2 separate regions of the Homo sapiens genome follow, and region 2 is linked to region 1. Evidence: read pairs that join two places in POLR2A ChIA-PET (ENCODE). Cell type or tissue: GM12878. All regions are shown on one strand. Links, peaks and the distances in the headings refer to the core of each region. The heading gives the core; the rest is flanking DNA.

The links. Peaks named below come from ENCODE experiments on the same cell type or tissue, not always from the same donor. Only the 100,000 strongest peaks of a DNase experiment are listed, where the experiment ranks them.
Region 2: POLR2A ChIA-PET joins it to region 1 with 6 read pairs; 6 of 35 experiments call an interaction of 5 or more read pairs at or near these places.

What each region holds. Positions count from the first base shown.
Region 1 is chr17:30,207,695-30,218,706 of GRCh38, reverse strand. SLC6A4 (solute carrier family 6 member 4) reads left to right here. Exons shown (of 15, transcript NM_001045.6): 5 at 370-589; 6 at 1,403-1,541; 7 at 2,491-2,625; 8 at 2,993-3,096; 9 at 5,840-5,967; 10 at 7,283-7,395; 11 at 8,061-8,192; 12 at 9,465-9,564; 13 at 10,875-10,975. Among named protein-coding and RNA genes, the nearest start is that of SLC6A4, 22 kb to the left of the region's middle. RefSeq lists an enhancer at 5,586-6,045. In GM12878, for the core only: a CTCF peak has its summit at 5,836; DNase peaks (open chromatin) are centred at 5,116, 5,396 and 5,886; H3K4me3 peaks cover 1,048 bases; H3K27ac peaks cover 1,824 bases.
Region 2 is chr17:30,120,747-30,130,956 of GRCh38, reverse strand. The region is part of intron 2 of NSRP1 (nuclear speckle splicing regulatory protein 1); the gene reads right to left. Among named protein-coding and RNA genes, the nearest start is that of MIR3184, 8.7 kb to the right of the region's middle. In GM12878, for the core only: a CTCF peak has its summit at 5,510 (motif pointing left); a DNase peak (open chromatin) is centred at 5,476.

The sequences.
Region 1 (11,012 bases), core at 1,448-9,447:
TCAGTCAGGCCTTAGGCATCCCTGGGAGACTGCTTGAGTAATTAAGGTTTTGACTGCGTAAGTGGTGTGAAATTGTCAAAGAGAAACAGAATAAACGGCAATGAGAAGTAAACTAATGTAAACATTTTAAAGCATTAACAGGACATGTACACATTTTCTAAAACATGTTACCTTGCAAATACATATGAGTGACTAACGGCAGGGCCACTTTTCCCACGGTGGCCTGGAGTCCTTGGAATGGAATGGAGGGCAGCACCCACGTGTACCCCTCTGCTGGGCTGCGGGGCTCTCCAGTGCCCCGTTTCAGCCTTTTGCCGTTGGGCCACCCTTAAACTCGGCCTCTGTCTCTCCATCTCACCCACTGCCCAGGGATTGGTTATGCCATCTGCATCATTGCCTTTTACATTGCTTCCTACTACAACACCATCATGGCCTGGGCGCTATACTACCTCATCTCCTCCTTCACGGACCAGCTGCCCTGGACCAGCTGCAAGAACTCCTGGAACACTGGCAACTGCACCAATTACTTCTCCGAGGACAACATCACCTGGACCCTCCATTCCACGTCCCCTGCTGAAGAATTTTACACGTAAGTGCACGTAAGTGAGGGGTTGGCCTGTTAGGGGCAGGCCACACCCCTGGGGTTTGGCTTCTTAAAAAGAAGGCCAGGGCCAAGGGCTCCTCACCCCTTTCTGAGAGATGAAGCTATCAGGGGTGGGAGTAGCAGAATTTGGAGCTGGGAAACTCTACCTCAAGTGCTCCACGGCCTGGCCCTGCTGTGCCTCCTTGCACTTTCTCATGCGCCAAGTCAGTTTGCTCCAATGCGCCCAAGCCCGTCCCTCCCTTCACATTCCAAAATTACTCCCCTTCTTCCGGGGTCCTCCTCTCAGCCAAATGTCATGGAGGCGAAGCATCCTAGTACTTTGATAGTTCAAAACTATTCAAATGGTTTAATGTGTCAACTTCGTAAGTGGGATCTACCCTTTGGAAGAAGATGCTTGAGGAAGGTAGTTTTCTTTAATGCTGGAATTTCAGGCAATGGCAGCCCAAAGAGAGAGCTACTTTGGGGTAGGGAAGGGAGCCAACTCCCCACACTTACACATCCCTCATGTTCCCAAAAGCCAGTCACATTGGTCAAAGGAGTTCAGGTCCCATCCAGCAAAGGAGAATCCAGGAAGTCTGCCTTTAGGTTGAACACTCTTCCCAGGGTGTTGGCCAAATGTGCTTTGTGGTCCTTCAGGACAGGCAGGGCCAATCCCAGCTCTTCCTGGGCCTCAGTGACCACTTGGTCCTAGCAGCACCGTGTCCATTTGTCCCGGGCACCCTCAAAGGAGCAGCACAGATGTGTGCCCAGGTCACTCTACAGAGCCTCTCAGGGGCCTTTCTTTCTCCTTCACCCCAGGCGCCACGTCCTGCAGATCCACCGGTCTAAGGGGCTCCAGGACCTGGGGGGCATCAGCTGGCAGCTGGCCCTCTGCATCATGCTGATCTTCACTGTTATCTACTTCAGCATCTGGAAAGGCGTCAAGACCTCTGGCAAGGTGAGGAAGGCTCTGGCTGCTGACCCAGGCCTGCCCAGGGGCCCACAGGCTCTCAAACTCAAAACCCAGTAGCCTGGACAGACAGCACTGTTTCCTTCCACACCAAACACATTCCATGATGCACCCTCTCTCTCTTCACCGCATTTGTTAGAAAATTCTAGAAGTGGGTTGGGCATGGTGGCTCACGTCTCTAATCCCAGCACTTTGGGAGGCTGAGGTGGGTGGATCATTTGAGGCCAGGAGTTCAAGACCAGCCTGGCCAACACATCGAAACCTCATCTCTACTTAAACAAACAAACAAACAAACAAACAAACAAACAAAAAAAAACAATAGCCAGGTGTGGTGGCAGGTGCCTGTAATCCCAGCTACTCGGGAGGCTGAGGCAAGAGAATCACTTGAACCTGGGAGGTGGAGATTTCTGTGAGCCAAGATCATGCCATTACACTCCTGGGCAGCAGAGTGAAATTCTGTCTCACTAAAAAAAAAAAGGAAAAGAAAAAAGAATATTTTCTAGAAATGGGCCAATGCCAAGAACCATTACATGATTTTTTTTTTTCAAGATTCCTTCAACCCACTGGTAGTACCACAATTAATAATCGTGGCAATGACTTACTGGAAACCCATCATGGACCATGTTCAGTGCTTTTTATACACTGGCCAGTGCTATTGTTTCCTGCTAGATACTCCCTCAACCTTACAGATGCATAGTGGGCTCAGAGGTAGTTCTCCTGGCCAACCTGAATCCGATCCCTGTGTGACTCCAAGGGTTGTGATCTTTCTGCCACACCACCTCGCCCTCCTTTCTCAAGGTCTTCAAGAATAAAAGACACTGACATCCATTCACCCACCTCCCTCCCCTCCCCTCCCCTCCCCCGCTCCCTTCTCCTTCTCCCCTCCCCTCCCCTCCCCTCCCTGGAACAGCATGGTGATAACCCTTCTTCCTTACAGGTGGTGTGGGTGACAGCCACCTTCCCTTATATCATCCTTTCTGTCCTGCTGGTGAGGGGTGCCACCCTCCCTGGAGCCTGGAGGGGTGTTCTCTTCTACTTGAAACCCAATTGGCAGAAACTCCTGGAGACAGGGGTAAGATGATGAGGGAAATATGTGTACCTGTCTGTCATTTTACTAAACGAAGCTGGTCCTCCTCCAAATAGGACAGTAGGGACAACTGAAATGTGGCTTCAGTGTGCAAGTCTGCAATGATACTTTAACCAAGAAATACAAGCATTAAAGTACAGTTGAGGCCACTGGATGGGTTTATGCCTGAATCATAGGAAGAGAAATCACATTTGTTGGCACTTGGTTTATGGCTATGCCTGGAATGAGCCTTAAAAGCTGTTTTTCTGCCTCTGCACTTAGCCACATGGAGGCAGGAGTGGCGACCCTGTTGGTGCCAGGGTAAGCCTGTGTCTCCCCCTCACCCCATGCCCTTACCCCTGCTGTGTTCCAGGTGTGGATAGATGCAGCCGCTCAGATCTTCTTCTCTCTTGGTCCGGGCTTTGGGGTCCTGCTGGCTTTTGCTAGCTACAACAAGTTCAACAACAACTGCTACCAGTGAGTATCTGGGGTCCCCAAGCAAAGCTTGAAAGTGGCGTGAGTGAAAGTCAGCTAGTGTGGAGGAAGGTGATTGGACCGACGGCCTCGAATCTGGCCAGGCTTAGGCCTTGATACCACTGCCCCTCAGGGGTGCTGCAGGCCCCTGACCAGCTCACCCATGGCCAGAGCACTCATCCAGGCCGTGGCTTCACCTGGGCCACTCAGGCTGAGAGGGGCCCCATGCCCTTCGGTTTTGTCAGCGCTCCTGTATATAAAAATAATAAGAGGCTGGACATGGTGGCTCACGCCTGTAATCCCAGCACTTTGGGAGGCCAAGGCAGGTGGATCACCTGAGGTCAGGAGTTCCAGGCTAACCTGGCCAACATGGCGAAACCCTGTCTGTACTAAAAATACAAAGATTAGCCAGGCATGGTGTTGCACACCTGTAAGCACAGCCACTTGGGAGGCTGAGGCACGAGAAGTTGCAGTGAGCTGAGATCTTGCCACTACACTCCAGCCTGAGTGACAGAGCAAGATTCCAGAAAGAAAGAAAGAGAGAGAGAGAAAGAGAGAGAGAGAAATAAAGAAAGAAAGAAAGAAAGAAAAAAGAAAGAAAGAAAGAAAGAAAGGAAGGAAGGAAAGAAAAAGAAAGAAAGAAGAAAGAAGGAAGGAAAGAAAGAAAGAAAGAAAGAGAGAGACGGGGTGCGGTGGCTCCCACCTGTAATCTCAACACTTTGGGAGGCCGAGGCGGGTGGATCACGAGGTCAGGAGATCGATACCATCCTGGCTAACACGGTGAAACCCCATCTCTACTAAAAATACAAACAAATTAGCCGGGCGTGGTGGCGGGCGCCTGTAGTCCCAGCTACTCAGGAGGCTGAGACAGGAGAATGGCGTGAACCCAGGAGGTGGAGTTTGCGGTGAGCCGAGATTGTGCCACTGCACTCCAGCCTGGGCGACAGAGTGAGATTCCATCAAAAAAAAAAAAAAAAAAGAAAGAAAGAAAGAGAAATTGCAAAGCAAGTTTACAAAAAGCTGCAACATACAATTAAGTAGTTAGGTTTAACTAGTCAATGTGTTTAACAATAAAAATTGTAATGTGATTATTTGTATTATGTATAAACAAAAAGTATGATGATCACATTATTTTGACTAACACAAAATACCATAATTTTTCTTTTCTTTTCTTTTTTTTTTTTTTTTTTTGAGACGGAGTTTCGCTCTTGTTGTCCAGGCTGGAGTGCAATGGCGCAATCTCAGCTCACCACAACCTCTGCCTCCCGGGTTCAAGCGATTCTCCTGCCTCAGCCTCCCGAGTAGCTGGGATGACAGGCATGCGCCACCACGACTGGCTAAATTTGTATTTTTAGTAGAGATGGGGTTTCTCCATGTTGGTCAGGCTGGTCTCCAACTCCCGACCTCAGGTGATCCACCTGCCTCAGCCTCCCAAAGTGCTGGGATTACAGGCGTGAGCCACTGTGCCCAGCCAAAATGCCATAATTTTTGCAACAAAATCCTATTTCAGAAATTTTAACAGAACAGGAAATGTTACACCAATTATGGTTTTAAATATCACCCACTGGGCCAGGTGCAGTTGCTCAAACCTGTAATCTTAGCCCTTTGGGAGGCTGAGGCAGGAGGATCACTTGAGCCTAAGAGTTTGAGTCCAGCCTGGGCAACATGGTGAGATCCCATCTCTACAAAAAATTTAAAAATTAGCTGAGTGTGGTGGTGCATGCCTATGGTCCCAGCTCTTCAGGAGGCTGAAGCAGGAGGATTGCTTGAGCCCGGGAGGTTAAGGCTGCAGTGAGCTGTGTTCATGCCACTGCACTTCAGCCTGTGCAACAGAGGGAGACCCTATCTCAAAAATAAATAAATAAATAAATAAATAAATGTCACCCATCATCTTTAGACTTAATTTTAATTGATCACAGATGGCAGCATCCATCAATCTCTTTGTGCTATGCATAAGATAATTGTAAAACTGATTTTTTTAAAGGTGGGAGGGAGATTCACATGTACCCTAAGCAATGTGGCCTTGCACTGGGACACCACCCTGCAGTTGTATGATGAGGCTGTCATTTAAAAGTGTGAGATCAGGAGTTTGAGACCAGCCTGGCCAACATGGGGAAACCCCATCTCTACTAAAAATACAAAAATTAGCCAGGCGTGGTCGTGGGCGCCTGTAATCCCAGCTACTTGGGAGGCGGAAGCAGGAGAATCACCTGAACCCGGGAGGCAGAGGGTACAGTGAGCTGAGATCAAGCCACTGCACTCCAGCCTGGGCAATAGAGCAAGGCTCTGTCTCAAAAAAAAAAAAAAAAAAGAAAAAAAAATGAGGGTATCTCTCTGGCTGGCAGTCTGTGACTTAGTTTGAAGATAAAGCCTAAATCTGAGGATCTCACAAATGTGAGGCTCAGGCCCTGTCCTGGCCCCCACTCCAACCTGGGCCCTGCTCCAGAACAAGGCTGGTTTGAAATGGAGAGGTCTGTGCTAGCAGGATTGCCTTTTAAAGCACCCCTGACTGCTCTTCTCCCTCCACCATGTGTGGTGGTCATGGCAGTCAGAGCTTCAGGCCTCGGCAGCTGGGTTCTGGGAGAAGGCGAAGGGACTCCGGGACAGGCTTGAGGTTCCTTGAGTTCAGCCTGCTTGTCCTTGCTGTGGCCGCCCTGTCTAAGGCAGGGCAGGCACACGGACAGATGCTCCTTAGACCCCTGATCTTGGAACTGTCTCAGGCGGCCCCTTGGGTTTTCCCCTCCAGAGATGCCCTGGTGACCAGCGTGGTGAACTGCATGACGAGCTTCGTTTCGGGATTTGTCATCTTCACAGTGCTCGGTTACATGGCTGAGATGAGGAATGAAGATGTGTCTGAGGTGGCCAAAGACGCAGGTAGGACCTCGGGTTCTATGCAGGTCCCTTGCTCCTACTGAGTTGCTTTGCTTTGAATCTTTGTAAAGATCTAACTTTTGATTTATTTCTAAATGTTCCTGAAATTTTCCAAAGAAGGCTGGGCATGGTGGAGTTCAAGACCAGCCTGGGCAACATAGTGAGACCCTGCCTCTATAAAAAAATAAATGAGCTGGGCATGGTAGTGCACACCTATAGTCCCAGCTACTCAGGAGGCTGAGGTGGGAAGATTGCTTGAGCCTGGGAGGTCAAGGCTACAGTGAGCCATGATCACACCACTGTACTTCAGCCTGGGTGACAGAATAAGACCCTGTTTCCAAAACATTTTTTATTCAAAGATTTGAGAGAAGCTCGATGCCTTAGAGATCTTTCCATGTGTTCAGGCCATGCAGGGACAGGGCAACTCCCTTGGCACCCAGTTCTGGGGCCTCCAAAATCTATGGGCTTGAAATGATGACTCTGATGATGGCTTTAAAACCAGTGGGTTTGCTTCCTGTGATGGTCTTGTGATGGCTCAAAGTCTAGTAAGCAAATATCATTTATCCTTAGAACTGCCCCTTGCAGAAAAAGAAAATCTAGCCAATATGACCACTCTATTTTACCGTGAAGTTTTTGTGGAAAAAGAAAAGAGCAACAGAGGGAGAAAAAACAGATGATGGCATCTAGTGGGCGAGGTCCCAGGGCCTTCTTGTTACAAGCATGTTAGCATGCTTGTATCTTTGGCCTGATTCGGTGCTTTGACCAACCCCATACCCCAAACGAGGGCACCCCTAGCTAACCCATGAGAGGCTGAAGACATGTCCCTCACACTTTCAAAAGGGACTTTAAAATAGAAAGAGGTCTTTATTCCAAAGCCTCTGTGACTCTACGGAAATCAATTTAACATTTCCTACTGTTCTGAAGCTGAAGACATCAGAGGGGGCTAACTGTCATGGACTTTAGAAATATCAATCCTGGTCCTGAGAAATCCCATGGAATTGTTATATGGTGGAAACTCTTATTCTCATGTGCAGCTTTGCCAGTCTCTGGGTCTTGGATCTGTTACCCACCCCCAGGGTTAATGGAGGGCACACAGTTTTCAAGATGGAAGCCCCACCCTTCCTGCCTCCCAGGAACTGGGGTGGCCACGTCAGACGGAGTAGAGTGTGAGGACGCACTTGGTGTGTGTCAAAACCTGATTCACACATAAGGTCTTGTGATGAGAATTGTAACTGTTGTTGTGGCTGAGTTTTCCTCTGTGACATCTTTGTAGGACAGGTCTTGTCAACCACCTCCTCCTCTCTCCCCTCTGTCTCAGGTCCCAGCCTCCTCTTCATCACGTATGCAGAAGCGATAGCCAACATGCCAGCGTCCACTTTCTTTGCCATCATCTTCTTTCTGATGTTAATCACGCTGGGCTTGGACAGCACGGTGAGGAAATGGGAAGGGGAAATGGGCTGTGGGAGGATGAAGAGGAAAGGAGGAGGACTCAGCTGGACTCAATTCCCTCCCATCCCTGGCCATCCCAGGCAGCTTTGGCTACTCCCTTCTGGTGCTCCAGACCCCCGGCTGACTCCTCGGCATTTACCACCCTCTGGTACATTCGAGTCATTAATGGGATAAAGTGGGTCAAGCGCCAGGCGCTTATGAGGCCCAAGGCTCACATATGTGAACTGTTATTAAGCACTGTCCCTTGGCCCAATTATGGCGCCTACAGGCCGGGGCGAGGTCTCTCCTGGGTCTCTGCTTTGCCAAGGGTTCAGTTCAGGGCCTGGAATTATTAGTGTGGAGTGAGTCTCAGCTTTGAGTTGGCCTTTCTGGTGCAAACGGAGTCTCCCCGAGAGACCTCATATATTGAAGTTCTGTCCACGTGTGCTATTTTGTTTCCTGGCTCTCCTTAGTGATGGGCTTTAAATGACAGTGTAAAACAGGGAAATACTCTTTGAGATGCTTACATGGTCCAGCGAGCCGGGGAACTGGTGATGATCAGCTTGACCAGTCACTTAGCAACCTTACCCCTCCCTCCTGTTCACTGTCCTGAAGGCCACAGCCTTGTCCCAAAGCCTCCACCGTGACTGCTTGCCTGTACCTCTCAGTTTGCAGGCTTGGAGGGGGTGATCACGGCTGTGCTGGATGAGTTCCCACACGTCTGGGCCAAGCGCCGGGAGCGGTTCGTGCTCGCCGTGGTCATCACCTGCTTCTTTGGATCCCTGGTCACCCTGACTTTTGTGAGTATCATGCCCCTCAGCTTTGAGTTGGCCTCCCCTAGGGCAGCAGAACGCTACAGGAAGCTGTTCGTCTCCTTCCATCTCACACAGTGCCCTGGCTTTGGGACCAAAGGAGGGGAGGTTGTTACTCCCATTAAAAGGTTTGTCATCAAGGAGAAGAAAAGTTGTTTCTTGTGCATCTACTTGCAGATTCCGTGCATAGTATCCAGGGGCTGTCAGCATTTTACCGCAGATCCCACTAGATTTCAGGCTTCAAAAACTATCTGGAGAAAATTAGGATTTGCTTTTCCAGCCTATTTCCACTCTTTAGAGCTGCTTTCTTGAGGATACTGCCCTGACGTTCTTCACGTCATGTGTGTAATGCCGCTTGGTCTCCTCCAGAATTTGCAATGGTAAAGAAGTCACACCCTCTCTAGAGATCCTTTTTTTTTTTTTTTGGTAGCTGAAGTAAATACTCTAAGGCAGATTTTGCAAATGTGCATCTTTAAGCCGTGACCCCGATGGCCCTGGAGTGGGGGTCAAGGGGACTGAGTGGAACCCCAGTGAGTCATGATTTAGGACAGAAAGGCAAAACTGTGACCAAGGCCCTTAATGTGTCTGGTATCCTGGGCCCTTCTGGATTCAGTCTTTAGAGGCAGGGATTCTCCAGGGTCGTGTCCACAGCAGGTGTTCAATAAGTTGAAGAAAGTTTAAAATAGATCCCAAGGCCCTTTGGAGTTTGTCTCTTAAAATTTAGTGGGGTGAAGAAATGAGAAGAATGAACTACATAGGATGGGAAGAGGCGTCTGAGTGGGTAAAACCTGCCCACACTGCCACTGCAAAGGCCAGTCCAAGAACAGTCCAAGAAACAGTTTCTTTTTTTTTTTTTTTTGGACAGAGTCTTGCTCTGTCCCCCAGGCTGGAGTGCAATGGTGCTATCTCAGCTCACTGCAACCTCTGCCTCTCGTTCAAGCAATTCTCCCGCCTCAGCCTCCTGAGTAGCTGGGATTAAAGGCGTGTGCCACCACGCCTGGCTAATTTTCACCATATTGGCCAGGCTGGTCTCAAACTCCTGACCTCAGGTGATACGCCCGCCTCAGCCTCCCAAAGTGCTGGGATGACAGGCATGAGCCACCGCACCTGGCCTAAGAGGCAGTTTCTGGGGTACTCACGTTCGGTCCCAGGTGGGATTTTTCCAGAATGATTCTAAGTGAGGAAGCCCCTGCAGGTCTCTGTAGTTGGGAGGGGTGGCTCCTTGGAGGGCCCTCACCCAGGCTCTGCTCTCCCCTCCAGGGAGGGGCCTACGTGGTGAAGCTGCTGGAGGAGTATGCCACGGGGCCCGCAGTGCTCACTGTCGCGCTGATCGAAGCAGTCGCTGTGTCTTGGTTCTATGGTAAGACGCTTCCTTCAGCCAGCTGGGTCCCTTCTACACCATCAGCCAGCACAGTAGCAAAGGGCTGATTTCACCAAAAAAGGCTGTGAGGGGCAGTTTACAAGATGTGACCTCCCGATGATGGGTCTGTAAAAGAGTCTCGGCCAGGCGCGGTGGCTCACGCCTGTAATCCCAGCATTTTGGGAGGCTGACACAGGTGGATCACCTGAGATCAGGAGTTCGAGACCAGCCTGGCCAACATGGTGAAACTCCATCTCTACTAAAAATACAAAAAAAAAAAAAAATTAGCCGGGCATGATGGCGCAAGCCTGTAATCTCAGCTACTCAGGAGGCTGAGGCAGGAGAATTGCTTGAATCTGGGAGGCAGAGGTTGCAGTGAGCCAAGATCGCGCCACTGCACTCCAGTCTGGACAACAGAGTGAGAGTCTGTCTCGAAACAAACAAAAAACCCAAAAACAAACAAAAATAAACCACTTTTGCATGTTATTTGTTACACATATTATCAAGGAGGGGGCACATTTTGGGTTGCACACAGGGCTGCTTTTGTTTTGTTTTGTTTTGTTTTTTAAAGAAGAAATCTTCCCACCTCCTTGGCAATTCAGACGACCAAGTTCAAGTGTGTGAATCTCCATAGACCTGCCCTAGGAACTGCTGGGACCTCTCGGGGAAGCAACCACAGAGCACCTTCCCCTTCTCAATTTCTCACTCTTCTTTGGGAGTTCTCAGTTCTCACTTCCTTACCAGTTACTTTTTATAGAAGAACCTTGATCTTGATCTGGCATATGAATGGGCAATATTGTGGTTAAAAATTTCCCTTGAAAGTTTCCAGTGTCATGGTCAAAGTCAGTGTCTGTCAGGCGGGTTCACCATTCCTGGACAAAATTCAACTGTTTTATAATAACAATGAAATCAGATACACACTCAGCTCTCAGGAAGGCGGTGTGGCACCAAGAAGGGGGTGTGTGTCTCTTCCCAGATGCCCATCCATCCTCCCAAATGTCCATCCATCCTTCCAGATGCCCATCCGTCCTCCCACCCTATGTAGAAAGAGTCTTGCTTGCTATAAAAATGCAGTTTTGTGACAAGTCCCCCAGCCCCACTTTCGGACCAGATTGTTGTCGCTGTACTCCTCCTAGAGAGAAATTCCAGAGCTACCCTGTGTGTCCGGGGTAGGAATTCCGGCTTGTCATTTCCCCTTGTCATTCCCAGTGCTGATCCTGTGACTCTGACTCTCCCAGAGAATCAGGGCACAGCAGCACAGCCCATGTCCTTTCTTAGTCTCTGCCTCTCTTCCCCTTGGGCGGTTCCAGGCATCACTCAGTTCTGCAGGGACGTGAAGGAAATGCTCGGCTTCAGCCCGGGGTGGTTCTGGAGGATCTGCTGGGTGGCCATCAGCCCTCTGTTTCTCCTGGTGAGTTGCCATTTCCCTTCTCCTCCTTGCCCTGGCG
Region 2 (10,210 bases), core at 1,802-9,801, 88 kb after region 1:
TTGTTATGTTTCACTGGCACAGGGCAAGTGATCAATAAATATCTGTTGAATGCATTAATAAATGCATGACGATGATATGAAAGACAAAGATGATCCTCCAAAATGATAACCCAGCACATGGATGACAGTAAATTTCAATGAAATGAAGAAAAAGCTAAATATTTAGAGAAAAAGAAACAGTGTATTCCTGGAAAAAACAATTCAACATTATTTGCAGCAAGACACATTGAGTTAAAAAGGCTATATACTCTCCAGTAGTCCAAGCCAATTAAAAAAAGTCTAGAAGTAGGGATAAAAGAAACTATAGTGTTGTACTTCCTCATAAGAACATTAAGTACCAGAAAAAATCACTAATGTCTGTAAGATTTTGAAATAAATTGTTATTGTAGAAATATTACACCCAATCAAGTAGATATTTAAGTGACAAAAGCAATGGGCAAGCATTATTTAACAATCAAAAACTTAAGAAATAATGCCCCAATGAGCACATGTTGAAAAACTATGAAATTAAGTCAAAGACCTCAGAAATGGAAAACAATGGTTAAAAAGACTAGTGGACGCTGGGCATAGTGGCTCACACTTCTAATCCCAGTACTTTGAGAGGCTGAGGCAGGAGGATCATTTGAAGCCAGGGGCTCCAGAACAGCCTGGGCAACATAGTGAGACTCTGTCTCAACAAAAAAATAAAAAAAAATTAGGCAGGCATGGTAGTGCATGACTGTAGTCTCAGCTACTTGGGAGGCTGAGGTGGGAGAATTGCTTGAGCCCAGGAGGTTGAGGCTACAGTGAGCTGTGACAGAGCCACTGCACTCTAGCCTGGACAACAGTGAGTCCCTGTCTCAAAATGAAATATTTTAAAAAAGAAAAAGAAAAATAAGGAGGACAGAATTTTCTTGCCATCTCCCCACTTCTAATAGAATTGTCTTAGTTCCATCCTTTTCCTTTTCTCTCTTCTTGCTTTTTCACTCTTAGCCAGTATGTTAAGGATGAAATTTTAGCAAATTGCAAAATTACTTTAAATCCCTCACTGTTTGATATACTCGGTACCATAAATTTACTAGTAATTCAGTTTAATAGCATATGAGAAAAGTTCACAAATTCTCAGCCATCATTAAAATAACCTAAATTTCCCAACATTTTCACAATATGCTTTGTCTTATCTATGTACAACTGTCTTTTTATTTGAACTATACTAGACTATATCTACAGAAGTAAGGCATTATCTGATTAAAACTGATGAAAAACCACAACTAAAACATTTTATTGATTTGGATGTACTATAATGTTCAGACAGATTAAAATTTTAACTTTTTCTTACCAATAGTAAGCCAAACAGGCTTCCAGCTAAAATAAGATTAATTTTTCATTAGGAAAACCAAACCTTCAACTTACTTTTTCAAGAAAATTTTTAAAAAGATTAAAGAGGAGAAATATCAAGAAATAGTGAAAGGAATGGAAGTGTATACACTTATGTAATCCTGTAACTTGCTAATGCTTCTTACTTTGGGAATACACAATTATGGTTATCTTTTTTTTTTTAAGCACTCACTTCCTTGTATTCGTCAAAATTATAACAAAATAATAATATGATTTTGAAAAAAAACTCACACTACCATGCTAAAAAGTAATCATTTTCATTTATTATTTTTTACTTATCTGTGCACCTATAGCATTGTACAACCCTAAGTATTCAATTTTGTATCCTTATTTCATCTACCTCATGCTTTTAAAATGTCCCAATATTTTCTCTCCTAGTCTTCTATCAGATAAAATGTGTTATATCTTTTTACATTTTAATATGATTTGGAAACTAAATACACTATGGGAAATCCTTAAAATTCACCATAATTTTTCTTAAAAAATAGTTGAAAATACAGAAAAGTATAAAAAAAAAAATCATGCCAGGCGTGGTGGCTCACACCTGTAATCCCAGCACTTGGGGACACCAAAGCAGGAGGATCACTTGAGGCCTGGAGTTCAAAATGAGCCTGGGCAATATAGCGAGACCCCCATCTCTACAAATTAAAAAAAAAAAAACAAAAAAACCACTCATTGTCTGCCATACAAAGATAACTACCATTAATATGAAATGCTTTATTGTCTTTTTTCCTTTTATCTATAACAAATTTGTATATATTTTTTCACTAAATGTTATTTCATGATGAATGTGATAGCCGTAGTATTGCACACACTTTACTTACTCATGCTTTCACTGTTGAAAGCTGGACTGGTCTTAAATTTTTACGATCATAAAGAGACCCAAGATAAATGCTTTTGAATACCTAAAAATATATTATATCAATTTCTGACAATTCCAAGACAAAATTTTAGAAAAGAAAATATTGGCAAGGTTTCTGTCTCCTGACTGATAATATTGGGTAAACAATAGTCAACTTTTAAAAGATTTATACTAATTTTTGGAATTGCTTTCCAGAAAAGGTCCATCTGCTTCCAAAAATGTGCATTAATTTATAACAAAAATTCGAGTGCAATTTCACAAAGATCTTGCCATTTCATTTTTAAAAAGTATTTGGCTAATATGATGGCAAAAAATGGTAGCTCACTATTGTCCTAAGTTTACATTTCTTATAGTAAAATTGAGTATTTTTAATGTTCATTAGATATTTCTATTTTTTCTATATTTGTCTCTAAATGTGTTTTCCTCTTTTTTTTCTGCTAGGGTTTTAATGTTTCCCTTATAATTTCTATAAATGCTTAACCTATAAAAGGAATATACTATGGCTTCTGAGTAATTTTATATATATAATTTTATATATATATATAACTACATATACATATATACACATACTAAGTTCACAGCCAGGTGCAGTGGCTCACACCTATAAGCCCAACACTTTGGGAGGCCAAAGCAGGTGGATCACTTGAGCCCAGGAGTTCAAGAGCAGCCTAGGCAACGCAGTGAGACTCTGTCTCTACAAAAAATAAATTAAAAAATTAGCCAGGCATGGTGGTGTGTGCCTGTGGTCCCAGCTACTTGGGAGGCTGAGGTGAGAGGCGTGCTTCGGCCTGGGAGGTTGAGGCTGCCATGAGTTGTGACTGCACAAATTGCACTCCATCCTGGGTGAAAGAGCAAGATCCTGTCTCAAAAAATGAAAAAAAATAATAAGTAATGTAAATTAAATAAAATGTAAAACTAAGTTAATAAATTTTAGCTATCTAAACTTAATACTCTCTTTTAAAGTGGTTAAAAAGTTTTGTCTCTTTATCCAAAAGCAACAACTAGGCCAGTTACAGTAGTTCACACCTATAATCCCGACACTTTGGGAGGCTGAGGCACAAGGATCACTAGAGGCCAGGAGTCTGAGACCAGCCTGGGAAACAGAGGGAGACCCTGTCTCTACAAAAAATAAACAAATTAGCCAGATGTGGTGGCACATCCCTGTGGTGCCAGCTACTGGAGTGTTTAAGTGAGAGGATCACTTGAGCCCAGAAGGTAGAGGTTGCAGTGAGCCGTGATCATACCACTGCACTCCAGCCTGGGCAGCAGAGCAAAACCTTGTCTCCAAAAAAAGTGCAACAATTTTCAGATTCTATACATCGTATCTCTTAATGGCATATAAATTATGTTACAAAACTAGATTTCACAAGTATACCATTGTTTAGAAATAAACATTTCAATTGCCGACATTAAAAGGAAAATTCATTATGCTCTGCAAAATGGGCAGGCATTTATCATAGATAAACATCTAAAAAACAGTTCTAGGTTTAATCTGTCATGCAACATCTAACCATCTTGGTCACTTAACACTCATTAAATATCTGTTATCAAAAATACTTTTGAGAACAATCATACAGACCAGTGGTCAGCAAGTTGTAGGCTATGGGTCAAATACAGCCCATCTCCATTTTTGTAAATAAAATTTTATTAAAACACATTTATTACTCATGCTCATAATTTACATATTGCCTAATGGCTGCTTTCACACTGAGAATGAAGTTGTACAGTTGCCCTGCAAGGCCTAAAACATTTACTATCTGGATCTTTACAATACAGACAGCTAAAACACCTGAATAAATAATCTTACTAATTTTTAGAAGCTAGCCTAGGCCAGGCATGGTGGCTCACACTTGTAATCCTAGCACTTTGGGAGGCCAAGGTGGGCGTTTTACTTTGAGCTCAAGAGCTTGAGACCCGCCTGGGCAACATGGCGAAACCCTGTCTCTACAAAAAAATACAAAAATGAGCCGAGAGTGGTGTCTCGCACCGGTGGTCCCAGCTACTCAGGAGGCGGAGGCTAAAAGATTGCTCAGGCTGGGAAGCGGAGGTTGCAGTGACCCAAAATCGCACCACTGCACTCCAGCCTGGGCAATAGAACAAGACTCTGTTTCAAAAAATAAATACGAAGCTAGGCTAGATGGCCAGATCCTAACTCATAGAGCTCATACTTTATCTAGTACAGTGACAAGACATGTATGTAAACAACTTATAATGCAAGCTTTTAAAAGCTAAGTGCAATAAGAAAGGTAAAGAGTGTAAGAAAAAGGAAGAGATTCTTTCCAGTGAGGAAAATCAAAGAAGGTATCTTGAAAGAAGTAGCTTTTGCGCTGGGTTTTGAAGGATGGCTATAATTTGGACATTAAAAAAATGGGGAGAAGACTTCCAGTGTAAAGAAAAGCAGAGCTGTGAAAAACTGCAAGCACGACAGTGTACTTTTTATGGAGGAACAGTTAGGAGAAAATGCTAGTAAGCATTCTAGGGGCAAAGCATAGAGAAGGTTTTCAAAGTCAAGATTAGCACTTTAGATTTTAAATATAATTACGTTCAGGACTGAGGATCAGTGATTATAACTGTGCTTTAGGAAGATCAATCTGACAATATCATAAATAATTTGAGAAGACAGATAATAAGGAAACTAGTTATGAAACAATTAAAATAATCCAACAGAAAAGAATGAACATGGTGACAGTGAGACCGGAAAATTATGACAGCAAAACCACTCACTTATGAATTGATAGCAGCATCAGAATATGCTTTCTTACTCATATGGTGTAAAAACTTTCACCACCCCCCCAACCATCTCTCCCACCTTGAACAAAATGATAATTATTTCTAACTTATTCTGACAATTTGAAAAAGAGGATCTACTAGGCCACGCATGGTGGCTCACGCCTGCAATCACAGCACTTTGGGAGGCTGAGGCAGGCAGATCCCTTGAGGCCAGGAGTTCAAGACCAGCCTGGCCAACATGGCAAAACCCCATCTCTACAAAAAATACAAAAATTAGCTGGGCCTGGTGGCGAACGCCTGTGATCCCAGCTACTTGGGAGGCTGAGGCACAAGAACTGCTTTAACTTGGGAGGTGGAGGCTGCAGTGACCCGAGATGCCGCCACTGCACTCCAGCCTGGATGACAGAGCTAGACTCTGTCTCAAAAAAGAAAGGAGGAACTGCTTAAATTATAATTAAAAGGGATAGACTACCACTTTCCCACTAAACTAACCCTGGATGCAAGCACAAAATGAAAACAATTCATGTGCTAGGGCTCCCTCTGCTGGACCACTAGAGAAAAAATCTGATCTTAAATGCTGCTGAATTGATAAAAAGAACAGATAAATTGGCTTCATAGCAGCTCCTTTCCAGGTGTATCAAATGCTTTCCTCAGGAGGGGAATAAGAAATTATCTTTCTTCTATATTTTCCACAGCACTAATAATTTAATTGTTGCTTAAATTGTTGACTAATTATGAAAGAGATTTTAATATATAGTCAAATCACACAAATTTTTTTTTAATCTTTTTTTTTGAGACGGAGTCTCGTTCTGTCACCCAGGCTGGAGTGCAGTGGCTTGATATCAGCTCACTCAACCTCTGCCTCCAGGGTTCAAGTGATTTTCCTGCCTCAGCCTGAGTAGCTGGGATTACAGGTGCCCACCACCATGTCCAGCTAATTTTTGTATTTTTAGTAGAGATGGTGTTTCACCATATTGGCCAGGCTGGTCTTGAACTACTGACCTCAAGTGATCTGCCCACCTCAGCCTCCCAAAGTGCTGGGATTATAGGCCTGAGCCACCATGACTGGCCAAATCTCACAAATATTTAAATATACTCAATAAATTTACTTCTCAGTAAAAAGACAAGCTGGAATTAACCAGACTGATTTTTTTATAGGTAAGGAAATTATTCTAAGGAATGGTTTTATATTCCGTTCACTAAGAAATAAGCTGCAGCTCCCTTGTCCATTGGCTTTGACCGGAAGGTAGGAGAACCTTTCTCTCTAAGACTGAATCTCCCAAATGTTTCTGCTCCTTCTGGACAAGCCCAGTTCCCACCAGGTAACTCTGGTCCCCAGCCTCCAAGAACCATCTCCTACTTGTATCCCTCTATATATCACTACTTGCTTCTTACTGCTGCTAATCTCTCGACTGCCTCATCATGCCCTTTTTGGCATCTCAAGTCTTCCATCACCTATGTTAACAATTCTCTGTATTAAAGTCCCACTACAGGAAGGAGGAAAAGAGGAAGAGCAGGAGGGAAGGAGAAAGCTAGCACAAAATGGCCCAGGCCTATCTTTGCTGACTCTAGTGTACCCACTGGCTAGCTAACACCAGCCTCATTTCACAATGGAAAAGAAACAGCAGTAACATCAAAAAACTCTCTAGATTACTTGTGTAAACCCATCCTTCTCAAACTGTGGTATGTTGTGGTCATTTCATATCGCTTTTTCTTTTTATTTTAGAGACAGGATCTCCCTCTGTTGCCCAGGCTGGAGTGCAGTAGCACAATCCTAGCTCACTGCAACCTCAAACCTGGGCTCAAGCAATTCTCCCCACCTGAGCCTTCCAAGTACCTAACATTACCAGTGCGTGCCACCACACTTTTTTTTTTTTTATAGAGACGGGGTCTCGCTGTTGCCCAGGCTGGACTTGAACTCCTAGCCTCAAGCGATTCTCCCACCTCAGCCTCCGAAAGTGCATGAGGGTACAGGCATGAGTTATCATGCCTGGCCATGATGCTTTGTGTTACACAGTATACCAGGGTGCTTTAATGTGAAATGCAAGATAAGCATGTCCAATCCTTCTGTTGTATCCATAGTAAGTGATTTTTATAATTATTTGTATATTAAACCACAAGGGTGCTAGAAAATTTAATGGTAAATAGACGATGGACGATTTAATGGTAAACAGTCTTCAACAAAAGGTGCTGGGACAACTGGATATCCATATGCAAATGAATGAAGTTGAACCCCCTCTCTCTTATTATTAAAAAAAAAAAATTTCAAAATGTATGAAAGACCTAAACTCAAGGACTAAAACAACAAAATTCTTAGAAGAAAACATAGTGGAAATCTTTGTGACCTCGGATTAGGCAATGGTTTCTTAGGTAGGACACTAAAGCACCAGCAACAGCAGCAAAAAATGTATTTCCTCAAAACAACTTTTGTGCTTCGAAGGATATTTTCAAGAAAAGTGAACAGACAACCCACAGAACAGGAGAATATACTTACAAACCATATATCTAATAAGATACTAAAGGAACTCTTACAATCCATAATAAAATGACAACCCAATTTAAAAAGAGGTAAAGCCGGGCACGGTGGCTCATGCCTGTAATCCCAGCACTTTGGAAGGCTGAGGCAGGCAGATCACAAGGTCAGGAGTTCGAGACCAGCCTGGCCAACATAGTGAAACCCCGTCTCTACTAAAAATACAAAAATTAGCTGGGCGTAGTGGCACATGCCTGTAATCCCAGCTGCACCTGTAGTCCTAGCTACTCGGGAGGCTGAAGCAGGGAAACTGGTTGAACCCAGGAGGTGGAGGTTGTAGTGAGCCAAGTTCGTGCCACTGCACTCCAGCCTGGGCTACAGAGCGAGACTCTGTCTCAAAAAATAAAATAAAATAAAAAGAGATAAATGTGGCTGGGAACAGTGGCTTGCACCTGTAGTCCCAGCACTTTGGGAAGCTGAGGCAGGAGGATTGCTTGAGGCCAGGTGTTCAAGACCAACCTGGCCAATATAGTGAGACCCCATCTCAATTTTAAATTTTTTTTAAAAAAAGGTAAATGACATGAATATACATTTCTCCAAAAACAAAAAAGTGTCCAACATTATTGGCCACCAGGGAAGTGCAAATCAAAGCCACAATGAGATACCACTGTACACCTTCTATATGGCTACAATAAAAAAGAAATGTTAGACAGGATGTGGAAGTGTCAAAACCCTCATACACTGCTGACAGGAATGCAAAATGGTGCAGCCATTTTGAAAAAGTCTGGCAGTTCCTCAAAAAATAAAACCAGGCCAGGTGTGGTGGCTCACACCTGTAATCCCAGCACTTTGGGAGGCCGAGGCAGGCAGATCACCTGAGGTCAGGAGTTCAAGAACAGGCTGGCCACCATGGTGAAAACCTGTCTCTACTAAAAGTACAAAATTAGCCAGGCATGGTGGCACACGCCTGTAATCCCAGCTACTCAGGAGGCTGAGGCGGGAGAATTGCTTGAAACAGGGAGGCAGAGATTGCAATAAGCCGAGATCACGCCACTGCACTCCAGCCTGGGTGAAGAGTAAAACTCCGTCTCAAAAAAAAAAAAAAAAAAAAAAAAAAAAAAAAAAAAAATATATATATATATATATATATATATATATATATGAAACCAGAGTTATCATATGAACCAGAAATTTCCATCCTAGGTACATATCCAATAGAATATCCAATGGAAATGAAAACATATCCACACAAAAAACCTATACACAAGTATTTATAGCAGCATTATTGCCAGAAATTGGGAAAAACCCAAATGCCTACCACTGATAGATAAAATATGGTACATTCATACAATGGAATATTATTCAGTAATAAAAAAAGAAATAAAGAGTACTGACACGTTACAATCTTGAGAACATCATGCTAAGTGAAAGAAGTCAGACACAAAAGAAAGCCTATTGCATGATTCTATTTATATGAAATGTGCAGAATAGGGAAACCCATAGAAACAGAAAGTAAATTAGTGGTTGCCAGGGTTTAGGGGTGGGGAGAATGGGGAGTGATGGTAATGGGTACACAGTTTCTTTCTGGGTGAGGAAAATGTTCTAAACAGTGGTGATGCCGGCACAACTCTTAAAAACCAGTGAATTGGCCGGGCGCGGCGGCTCACGCCTGTAATCCCAGCACTTTGGGAGGCCGGGCGAGGTGGATCACAAGGTCAGGGGTTCGAGACCAGCCTGATCAACATGGTGAAACTCCGTCTCTACTAAAAATACAAAAATTAGCTGGGTATGGTGGCAGGTGCCTGTAATCCCAGCTACTCAGGAGGCTGAGGCAGGAGAATTGCTTGAACCCGGGAGGTGGAGGTTGCAGTTGCAGTGAGCCGAGATCACGCCACCGCACTCCAGCCTGAGTGACAGAGACTCCGTCTCAAAAAAAAAAAAAAACACACACACACACGCACACACACAGTGAATTGTACACTTTAAAAGGGTAAAGTATACAGTGTGTGAATTATATATTTTTTTAATGAGGGAAAATGATGACCAAAAAAAAAAAAAAAAGATCTTGCATCAGGACTCCATCTCTTTCCCATATATTCAATGTGGCTGCCAGGTCCTACTTATTTCTGTGGTATCGCTCACATTTTTCCCCATTAATTCCCAATGACCTCAACCTAGGTTGAGATCTCTCACCTGAACTACTAAAAAAGCCTTCTAACAAGCATTTTTAAACTCATCTCTCATTTCTCCCTTTCTTTGTTTTACAATTCAAGAGTTATCTTCCCAAAAGTGTGATGATATCACCGAATTACTCAAAAACTACTTGAAAATATAAAGTTGAAATTTTATACGAAAAATTTAAGGTACTCCACAATCTGGCCCAATCCTGTTACAACCGTATCTGCAACATTTTTTCCTATATACCCTCTTCTCCAGCCACATTATTCCACAAAAATGCCTTGTACTTGTATGCCATTCTGTATTTCTTGCTGTTCTCTCCCAAATGAAATTATTTCACCTCTATTTTTGCCTATTTAAATCTAAACCAGCCTTGAATGTTATTTAAATGCTTATTCCTGCCTTGATTTTCCTGCAACAAAGTGAATCATTTCATTCTCTACATTTCATTCACATTCTGTAACGCTACTGTTAAAACAAGGCAAGACAGAAGAATAGTATAGGTTTGAAGGTCAGATAGGCCTGTGTTCAAATCCCAATCTTGACACTTATTTATCAGCCACATGGCCTTGAACAAATTACTTAACCTG